Linked DNA regions of Homo sapiens: region 1 is linked to region 2. Evidence: chromatin contacts called from ENCODE Hi-C or POLR2A ChIA-PET data. All regions are on one chromosome and are shown on one strand. The core of a region is the stretch at or near the end of the contact, and the rest is flanking DNA. Distances in the headings are between cores, read along the strand shown.

Region 1 (5,189 bases), core at 1,351-3,850, 97 kb after region 2:
GCACAGTGGGGTGACTATAGTTAACAATAATATATTGTATATTTCAAAATAGCTAGAAGATTTGAAATGTTCCCAACACAAATAAATGATAAATGTTCAAGGTGATGGGTACCCTACATACGACAATTTGATCACTACACATTGTATGCTTGTATCCAAATATCACATTTACCCCATAAATATGTATAAGTATTCTGTATCCATAAAAAATGCAAAACTAGGCCGGGCATGGTGGCTCATGCTTGTAATCCCAGCACTTTGGGAGGCCTAGATGGGCGGATCACCTGAGGTCAGGAGTTCGAGACCAGCCTGACCAACATGGTGAAACCCCATCTCTACTAAAAATATGAAGTTAGCCGGACGTGGCGGCGCATGCTTGTAATCCCAGCTACTCGGGAGGCTGAGGCAGGAGAATCACTTGAACCCAGGAGGTAGAGGTTGCCGTGAGCTGAGATCATGCCATTGCACTCCAGCCTGGGCAACAAGAGCAAAACTCCATCTCAAAAAAAAAAAAAGCAAAACTGAAAAAAAAGTATCTTCAGCTATTCACAGTTAGACCCATGTTGGAAAATTTGAGTCAAAATAAAGCATGTACATTCAATATATGTGTGCACATTAATGAGAACAATGTTTTTGTACTGTTGGCCCTGACCTTGGAATATTATTAGAATGTTTTTTAAGGAGAGGGGAGATCTCTATTTGGGTTTCGATTATTGTTCAACACTGATGTTACAATGATAGCGGCTGTGGTGAGTCTCCCTGACTGATGGGACAATGAGGCACAGAGAAAGCCGGGGCAGACAGTGGGAGTGGGATGGGGAGAGTGAGATCCCCACAGCAACCACAGCACATGGCAGCACACAGACTCCACCACCCTAGAGCTGGAGTCGGGATTCAGTGGACTGGAGTACAGTGGCACGATCTTGGCTCACTGCAACCTCCACCTCCTGGGTTCAAGCGATTCTCCTGCCTCAGCCTCCCCAGTAGCTGGGATTACAGGCGCCCCGCCCGCCACCATGCTTGGCTAATGGTATGTGAGAAAATGTAAATCCAGAGTCCTGAGTCATCAATCCTGAATTAGAATACACCACCTGTACTTCTCAAGACCTACCAGGAATTTGCATTTGTTCCATCTACTAGCATAAAATACAAATCGCTGAGGGGTCCTTAGAAGGAGCATCTGAGTCCATTTTCTGTTGCTTATGACAGAATATCTAAAACTGGGTAATTTATAAAGAAAAGGAATTTGAGCCAATCACAGTGGTTCATGCCTATAATCCCAACACTTTAGGAGGCCAAGGCCTGAGGAACACTTGAGGCCAGGAATCCAAGACCAGCCTTGGCAACATAGGGAGACCCCATCTCTATGAAAAAAGTAAAAAATTAAAAAAATTAGCTGGGCGTGGTGGTGCACACCTGTCGTCCCAGCTACTCAGGAAGCTAAGGTGGGGAGAACACCTTTAGCCCAAGACATTGAGGCTGCAGTGAGACATGACCACACCACTGCAGCCCAGCCTGGGTGACAGAGCAAAACCTGTCTCAAAAAAAAAAAAAAGAAAAAAAGAAAAGAAATGTATTTCTTACAGTTATGGAGACTGAGAAGTCCAAGGTCAAGGGTCTACATCTAGTGAGAGCCTTCTTGCTGTTGGGGACTCTGCAGAGTCCCAGGGCAGTGCAGGGCATCACATGGACAGGGGGCTGAGTGTGTTAGTGTACTCAGGTCTCTCTTCCTCTTCTTATAAAGCCACCAGTTCCACTCCCATGATCACCCATTAATCTGTTAATCCACAAATGGATGAATCCATTCATGAGGACAGAGATATCATGGCCCAATCACCTCTTAAAGGCCCCCTCTCCATACTGCCACTTCAAGGATTAAATTTCAACATGAAAGGGGAAAAGCATTCAAATCATAGCAGGGAGGTATCTCTAAATAGATCTAAGAGGGCTCAAGACACAGGGATGAAGAGCTTTGAAAGCTATAGTCTTATTCCACTAATGGTGCTATCGTCCTGGCAGTTTTGAGATTGCCCATGGGGACAGTTTATTGACTATTCTTGATGATTAAATAAATAATAACTACTTATTCTTTCATGGTGGATATGATTTGTGGAGGCAACCAAGAGAAGACAGTAGAGTATAGAGGTGAAGAACTTGGATTCTTTTGGAGCAGTGGTTGGTGTCACTGGAATAAAGTCTCCCAAGGGACTGCTGTAGTCTACACATGGCAATATCACTGCTATGGCTTGAATATTTGTCCCCTCCAAAATTCATGTGGAAATTTAACTACCATTGTAACAGTATTAAGAGGTAGGATCTTTAAGAAGGGATTAGGCCGTGAAGGCTCTATTCCCACATGTAGGATTAATGCCATTATAAAGGATGAGCCTATCCTCCTTTTCTCTCTTTGCCCTTCTGCCTTGGGCCATGTGAGGACAAGGCATTGCTCCCCTCTGGAGGATGCAGTGTTTAAGGCACCATCCCGAAATCTGCCACTCCTTGACATTGGACTTCCCAGCCTTCAGAACTGTGAGCAAATTAACTTCTGTTTTTTATAAATTACCAGTCTGTGATATTCTAACAGCAAAAAATCAACTGAGATAATCACTTCCTCTCATGTTACCTTGGTGAAAACCAGCCCATGGTTCCACTAGATAGAGGGACTAGCCATGTACCAGAAAAGAAGATGAAAGCAAGTATTGAGAAGCACAACCCAAGGAATGGATCACTCCGGCCCTGTCCAGGACTCATCCTCCCAATGGAATCAACGGCAGGGAAGCATGGTGACCCTTTTAAAACAAATATGTCTACATTGGTAACCTATCAAATCAGTGAGAAAACAGGTCTGTGGTATCCCAGATGTCTCAAGTGTGCAGGCTTAGGTTTAGCTATTTATCCAAACACCAAACCCCCAAACACCAAACCCTCCGTTGAGTCTGCCCAAAATTCCACTCAGGATGCTCAAAAATTCTGCTCATGTGGTTCTAGGCCACTGCCCCCTTACCCACCCCAGATTGTCCCATGGTCCTGCTTTGGTAATTGCTATAATGCAATCTGCTTTTCTTCCAGGTGTGTGCAACCTATATTATGTATCTGTGATGCAAATCATGCAAAGAACCAGGTGGCTACTTTCCATTTTATCTCATGCTCTCAGCTGATATTAAACAGACCTATCTGATTTTCTTTGTCTGCATACTTTCAGTTCTGTTTTTGGTGCTTACCTATTATTACTTTTATATTTCATGCTTCATGTTACCACTCATCAATTTGCTCTCCTATCTTATGTCTATAAAATATCTCCAGATATGTAATAAGGAAGCAATACATGAGTGGCCTCCGGGGAATGGAACTCGGTGGATATAGGACTGTCTAGAAGGGAGATTTGAGGACATTTTAAATGTTGAACTACATGAGCAAATACTTAATCAAAAATACTTTTTTTTTTTTTTTGAGACAGAGTCTCCCTCTGTTGCCCAGGCTGGAGTGCAGTGGTACGATCTCAGCTCACTGCATCCTTCGCCTCCCGGGTTCAAGCGATTCTCCCGCCTCAGCCTCCCAAGTAGCTGGGATTACAGGCACCCGCCACTAAGCTTGGCTAATTTTTGTATTTTTAGCAGAGATGGGGTTTTACCACATTGGCCAGGCTGGTCTCAAACTCCTGATCTCAGGCGATCCACCTGCCTCAGCTTCCTAAAGTGCTGGGATTACAGGCATGAGCCACCACACCCGGCCTCAAAAATACTTTTGAAACAATAATAATGAAATTAATAATGTTCATTGTTGTGATAAGTCTAGCAAGGAGATCTTATTGGTAAGGAGAATGGGGAAAGAGGAACTATCTGTGACCTGAAATAGAATCCCAGAGAGAAAAAGAGAGTTGCTTAAAGAACATATTTAAAAACATTTGTGGTATGATATGGAATGTGACCACCTTCCTCCCACCTCCACCAAGAAATATTCAGGAAAAGCTACAAAACCCATCAACGCTTTGGGAGTAAAGGATGTGGAGAAATTGGAACTTTCATGCACCGTGGGTGGAAATGGAAGATGGCGCAGCCGCTATGAAAAACAGCATGAAGCTTCCTTAAAAAAATTAAAGATAGAATTCCTATATGATCTTAAAATTTCACTTCTGGGGCTATACCCAAAAGAACTGAAAGCAGGGTCTCAAAGAGGTATTTGTGCACCCATGTTTACCATAGCAGCATTATTCACAATAGCCAAAAGGTAGAAGCAACTCAAGTGTCTATTGTCAGAGGAATGAATAAACAAGATGTGGTCTATCCATGCAATGGAATATTATTCAGCCTTGAAAAGGAAGGAAATTCTCACACATGCTATAATGTGAATGAACCTTGAGGACATTATGCTGAGTGAAATAAGCCAGTCACAAAAGAACAAATGCTGTATGATCCCACTTACATGCGGCATTGAGAATAGTCAAATGCATAGAAGCAGAAAGTAGAAGAGTGGTAGGGGGTGGCTGGTGTGAGGGTGGGGAAAGAATGGGGAGTTAATGTTTCCTGGGTATAGTTTCAGTTTTGCAAGATGAAAAGTTGTGGGGATGGATGGTGGTGATGGTTGCAGAACAATGTGAATGCACTTAACCCTACTGAGCTTGCACACTTAGAAATGGTTGCAGTGGTAAATTTTATGTTATGTGTGTTTACTACAGTTTAATTTTTTAATTTAAAAAATACTTTATATGCTGTGTGGTGTGTGTGTTTGTCTGTGTGTGTGTGTGAGAGAGAGAGACAGATGTTGGGTTGCTTGGGGGTGGGGGCATTGGTGGGTGATAATGTATTAAGCCTAGATGCAAAGCAAGGGCAAGATGACCTGTAACATCCGTGTGACATCTCTAAGGCAATCCTTTGGCAAATGACGAGCATTGCTCAGGTAGTTTATTTGGCTCCAAAAGTATCTTGAACCTCCTCCAGCAGTGCTGCCAACTCCTGGCACCCAGCATGGTGTTGTGTGCTTCTTAGTTGATAGAAAAAATCGCCTCCCTTGGAGGATATATAGTGTGGCTTCTGACATCTTCCTTGTTTGTCTTGGAGTGAGATTTCCCTTCCTTCCCTTCCCACATCTGCTCAGTCATTCAGCCAGTAACTATTCGTCCGTGCACACCATGGGCCAGGCTCTGTGCTAGACACAGGGGATTGAGAGGTGAACACAGCAGTTGCTGCCTG
Region 2 (4,792 bases), core at 757-3,256:
ATGGAAGGCAAAAGAGAAAATCATGTCAATAACTTTTTTTTTTTAAATGGAGTCTTGCTCTGTTGCCCAGGCTGGAGTGCAGTGGTGGTCTCAGTTCACTGCAACCTCTGCCTCCCGGGTTCAAGCGATTCTCCTGCCTCAGCATCTCGAGTAGATGGGACTACAGGCGCATGCCACCACGCCCAGCTAAATTTTTTTTTGTATTTTTAGTAGAGACGGTGTTTCACCGTGTTAGCCAAGATGGTCTCAATCTCCTGACCTCGTGATCCACCTGCCTCAGCCTCCCAAAGTGCTAGGATTACAGGCGTGAGCCACCTTGCCCAGCCAATAACTTCCAAACTCTTACCCCAGTGTCCAGCACCAGGACGGTGGCCACGTACATGCCCCCTACCAGGCCAAGAACTTTGTGTTAATAATTTCATTTAATCCTGTGAACCCTGGGAAGGAGATGGAAAAGTATTAGCATGCCCAATTTTCAGGTGAGAAAATGAAGGCTCAGAGAGATGAAGTGAATTACCCACAGCCTCACAGCTAGTGAGGGACGGAATCCTGATTTACACCCAGCCCACTTAGCTCTGAACCTCCAGCCCAGACCACTCAGGGAAGTAGGTGAAGAGTTAAATCCCTAACAGTCTAGAATGAATACGGTGATAAGTTTCTTAGATGTTCTCCCTTACTTGAAAGATAAGAGCAGCAAAATGGTACTAAGACCCTGGCAAGAAAGGTGGTTTTTGTTTCTCTCTTCATGCCGCCCAGCATGAAGACTGAATGCAGAAAGAGGAAGAGGACCATGACAAGGGCCACTTTACTGCAGTCACTGAGGCACTCGGGGGGGGGCATTTCACGTGCATCCTTGTCACACACATTGTCTAGCACCTGGCGTGCACCAAGTACCACTCCAGGTGCCACAGCAGAAACCTTCTCCTCCTATTCTATATCCTCCTATTCTGCATGGAGCCAGTCAAGGAAAATGTCACTATAAGGAAATATTGTCACTCTAAGGAAACATGTCACCCAGCCTGTGTCTTAAAGAACTAGCATTCTGTGTGGAAAAACATCTGGTTGATTCTACAAGCTGGGAAGACAAGAAGGAACATCATCCAACCACATGCTTCCTCCCTGAGAATTCATTTTCCAGCAAAGGATACACTTGGCCTTGGGGTTCGCCAGCCTGGTGGCCTGGGTGTGGGTCCTGACCTAACCATTATATTTCTTCAGCTGTTTTCTCCCAGAATCACAGCCATCTCCAGAAAGGCTGGCCGCTTCCTAAGTACAGAACCATACATTTCCAAAGTCCTCTGGTGGGATCAGGCACTCAGATTCCCAGACCAGCACTGTGACCACTGTTTCCATTGCTCCCTGGACACCCGTATATTCCAGCGTTTGAAACTTTGAGCTTTGGAACATCAGACCTGTTTCTCATCTTAAAGAAAAAGTTACATAGGAAAAATGAAACCATTGCCCTGAGAAATGCAGGAAAAAAACAAAAACAAACAAACAAAAAAACACCTTGAGCCTGAGAAGGTAGGAAGAAACAAAGCTAAGATTCAAACCGAAGTCTTCTAGCTCCACAACTCCTGTTTTTTCTAACTGTTTCTTTTCCTGCATAGCATCTTCTTGATCAATTTCTCAACTACTGATAAACCCATGTCACAGGCTTCAATGGCACTGTCCCAGCTGATGTGAAAATCTGTTGGTCTGGTATTTCATGGCCTTCTTTAAAAAAAAAGAGAGGGAGAGCCGGTCTCGACAGAGACCTCGGTAGATGCCAGACTCTGTGCTGGGTGCTTTCTACGCCTTGTCTCCTTTAAGTTTCATGAGAGCCTCATGAGGTCAGGACTATTATTTGGTTCTATTTGGGGGGGTTGCTAGAATTCGGAAATTGCCTTTGCTTTTTTCTGGGTGCCAAATCACTGAACCGCTGAACAGGACTCTGGTAATGCTAGTATCTGGAGCTAATGAGTAACTTTATCACAGAATGCCTGAGCAGCTGGAATAAGTGCTGGGAGGAGACACAGGTCCCGGCCCAGGAAAAACTCTTGTGGTTGGCAAATAATGCAGGATCTTTATGGTGGAAGATTTAATTTCCCTGTATGTGTTTTTTCTTACTTAAAAAAAAAAAAAAAAAAAAAACTTTCAGCACTTAATGCCCCATCACAGCAGCACAGTATGCGTGTCGTGCTAACATCTGGAAATACTTAGTGGTATTACAAACAGTTAAGGAGTTCACCCAGATAATCACATACAAATTGGACTCTAACCCAGATTCATAGTAGTGCGTATCAAGAGTGAAAGAGCATTAAGTTCCTGACTGCAATCTTCTCCTCTAGAGCTGAAACAGACATCGTTAGTTCAGGTTCCTGAGCCTGAAACAGGCTTGGAGGTCCTGGGTCTGTTTCCTGCTGGTAGACTCAATGGAATCCAGCAGAAATGAGGCCACAGGAGCCCAGGCTAGGCAGGGCCCTGGATGAGACAAGGTGTGACCCAGACAGACTGGAGGAAACTCAGTCTAGGGTATGAGAGCAAATGTGGGTCTATAGGCAGGGGATAGAGGGGAAGCAAGGGGTCAGGACCAATGGACAGCACCAAGCACTAGGGCTCAGGGCCAGACCATCAGCAAGAGCTCGGTGGCTGGGTCATCAGAAGCACAGCAAGCCACAGTCAGGACACAGGCCGGGAACACGATGCTAAGGTTAAGGCCCTTCCTGGCAGGTGCTTATGGAGGGGGGCTGTTAAACCCACCGAATGCAGACCCAAGTGGGGCTGGATGTGCACACACAGTCCCCTGCCACTCGCCGCTGCCTGCTGGGCCTTCTCCACTGTGGCTGTTACGTGTCTCCTCCCAGCACCCTCCGAGGCCGCCTTCTCCTATATTTCCAAAGCCAGTCTGTGTGTGCAGGCCCCTTGCCTCCAGAGGCTCCAGCTTCATCTCAAGAATCATTCGCTCTCTGTTCCAGTTCACCCCAATGCACCTCGCCTCCCATTTCTATTGCGAACAGAGCTCTCAGAGCCTTTCAGGGACTCCTGTGGCCATCACCAAACTGTTGGCCAAAGAACACAAAGGCAAACGAAGTACAAAGCCCCCTCCTCTTCCAGCCCTCTCGGCCCCCCACCCCACCCTAACTTGACAGTTGCTCTCTAGTGTCACAGAGTCTTCTATTTGCAGAAAGAATGCTAGGAGGATACACTGGGCTACTGGATATATACCCATGCAATCCCTTAACTACAAAACTAACCTCCTTTTCTTCCACAAACCTCCTTATAGGTTTATTCCAGACTCAGCAATTAACACCACTGTCCACTCAAAGCTAGAAACCCAAGGGCTACCCCAAACTCCTCCTCCCTCACTTCTCCCCATATCCAAACAAATACCAAGTCCAGTGATTTTTTTAATTCTAAAAACTTCTCACAGTTGTGCCCTCCTATCTACCTGGGCTCCACCATGACTCACATACCTGTGACAATAGCCTCTAAGTTGGACTTCTGGCCTCTAAGTGCTTCCAGGACAATCTTTCTAAAATATGAATTTTATAGTGAGCTTCCCTTCCTTGGAAGCCTTCACTGATCTCCTATGGGAGATGGATGGCATTTGCTCCTCATCAGAAATCCAAGACCCTGGGAGATATCAGTCCTTTATCTCCTCCAGCCTCCTCTTTCTCCCTGGTTCAGATCAGAGGGATTTAACCAGGACTGTGAATAGGCTGCAAAGTCCATCAAGATCTACCAAGATCATGTGCACAATGCCGGGCATATGTGTGCCAGAAATGGAGAGACTCCCAGTAGCTTTCAAATGTCTCTCAAGAGTCCATGGCCCAAACACAAGGTAAGAATCCTTCATATGGCATTCCTCCACAAGCTAGGCCCTGCTATCAGAAGTTTTCAAACATTTCACCATGAGCCACAGTAAGAAATAGATTATCCTGGTTTTGTTTTTGTTTTTGTTTTTAGGAGACAGGGTCTCACGCTGTCACCCAAGCTGGAGTACAGTTGTGCAATCATAGTTCACTGCAGCCTCAAACCCCTGGGCTCAGGCGATCCTTTCACCTCAGCCTCTCGAATAGCGAGGACTGCAGGCAGGCATCACCATGCCCAGCTAATTTTTTAATTTTTTGTAGAGATGGGGTCTTGCTATGTAGCCCAGGCTGGTCTTGAACTCCTGGCCTCAAGCAATCCTCCTGCCTCAGCCTCCCAAAATGTTGGGATTATAGGTGTGAGCCACCACACTTGGGCAGAAACAGATTATCTTTACACATAAGACAGAACGAAATTTTCACAAAAGAGTCCTTATTCTTACTACATTGGATATACTCTGACCTCTACTATTCTAGCTATTTTTTTAATGCTGACTGTGACCCATTAAACTGATTTTACAACCCACCCACCAGTGGATTCCAACCTGCAGTTTGCAACGGAGGTCTTGATATTGTATTGTCTTTATGATTCTCGGTTATTTTGTGTGCTCTTGATTATTTTTGGCCTCACAACCAGATTATAAGTTGCAACTGGATTGTAAGTTCCTTAAGGGCAGGGACCATGATTTATACATGTTCGATATTGCTTGTAGGACATAGTAGCCACATTAGAAATATTTTGATTCACTGAAACAAGAAAACATCTGGAAGAAAATGTGGGAAAGTCCTGAAACAAAGGCTTCTTGGGACAGAACTTGCCAGCTATTTCATGCATGGAGATGTAAAAATAATTATTTGATGAATGAGTATTCACTGGTTTGTACCTGTGGATGCAACAGGGTAGAGTCTGTGTGGTGGTGGCTCAGTGCAACCACAGCTTA

What was found. Hi-C counts contacts between places; a loop is a spot of excess contacts on that map. ChIA-PET counts read pairs that join two places held with the same protein, here RNA polymerase II (POLR2A). Pooled maps may share reads with other maps.
Region 1: a loop to region 2 is called in a map of CD8-positive, alpha-beta T cell, with 4 times the contacts of the local background. The contact joins two enhancer-like sites. A Hi-C loop is called at or near these places in 16 of 168 maps with a recorded cell type or tissue (CD8-positive, alpha-beta T cell, PC-9, Right ventricle myocardium inferior and 11 more) and 17 of 50 pooled maps. POLR2A ChIA-PET finds 5 or more read pairs at or near these places in 6 of 52 experiments (CD4-positive, alpha-beta memory T cell, CD8-positive, alpha-beta memory T cell, Panc1 and 2 more).

What each region holds. Positions count from the first base shown.
Region 1 is chr1:235,002,032-235,007,220 of GRCh38, forward strand. No RefSeq gene overlaps it. Among named protein-coding and RNA genes, the nearest start is that of LINC03108, 24 kb to the left of the region's middle. RefSeq lists an enhancer at 4,206-4,265. Within about 2 kb of position 2,601, at least 2 of the 41 ENCODE cell types and tissues checked have a DNase peak (open chromatin) inside an H3K27ac peak, as active enhancers do.
Region 2 is chr1:234,906,050-234,910,841 of GRCh38, forward strand. No RefSeq gene overlaps it. Among named protein-coding and RNA genes, the nearest start is that of LINC02971, 49 kb to the right of the region's middle. Within about 2 kb of position 2,007, at least 4 of the 41 ENCODE cell types and tissues checked have a DNase peak (open chromatin) inside an H3K27ac peak, as active enhancers do.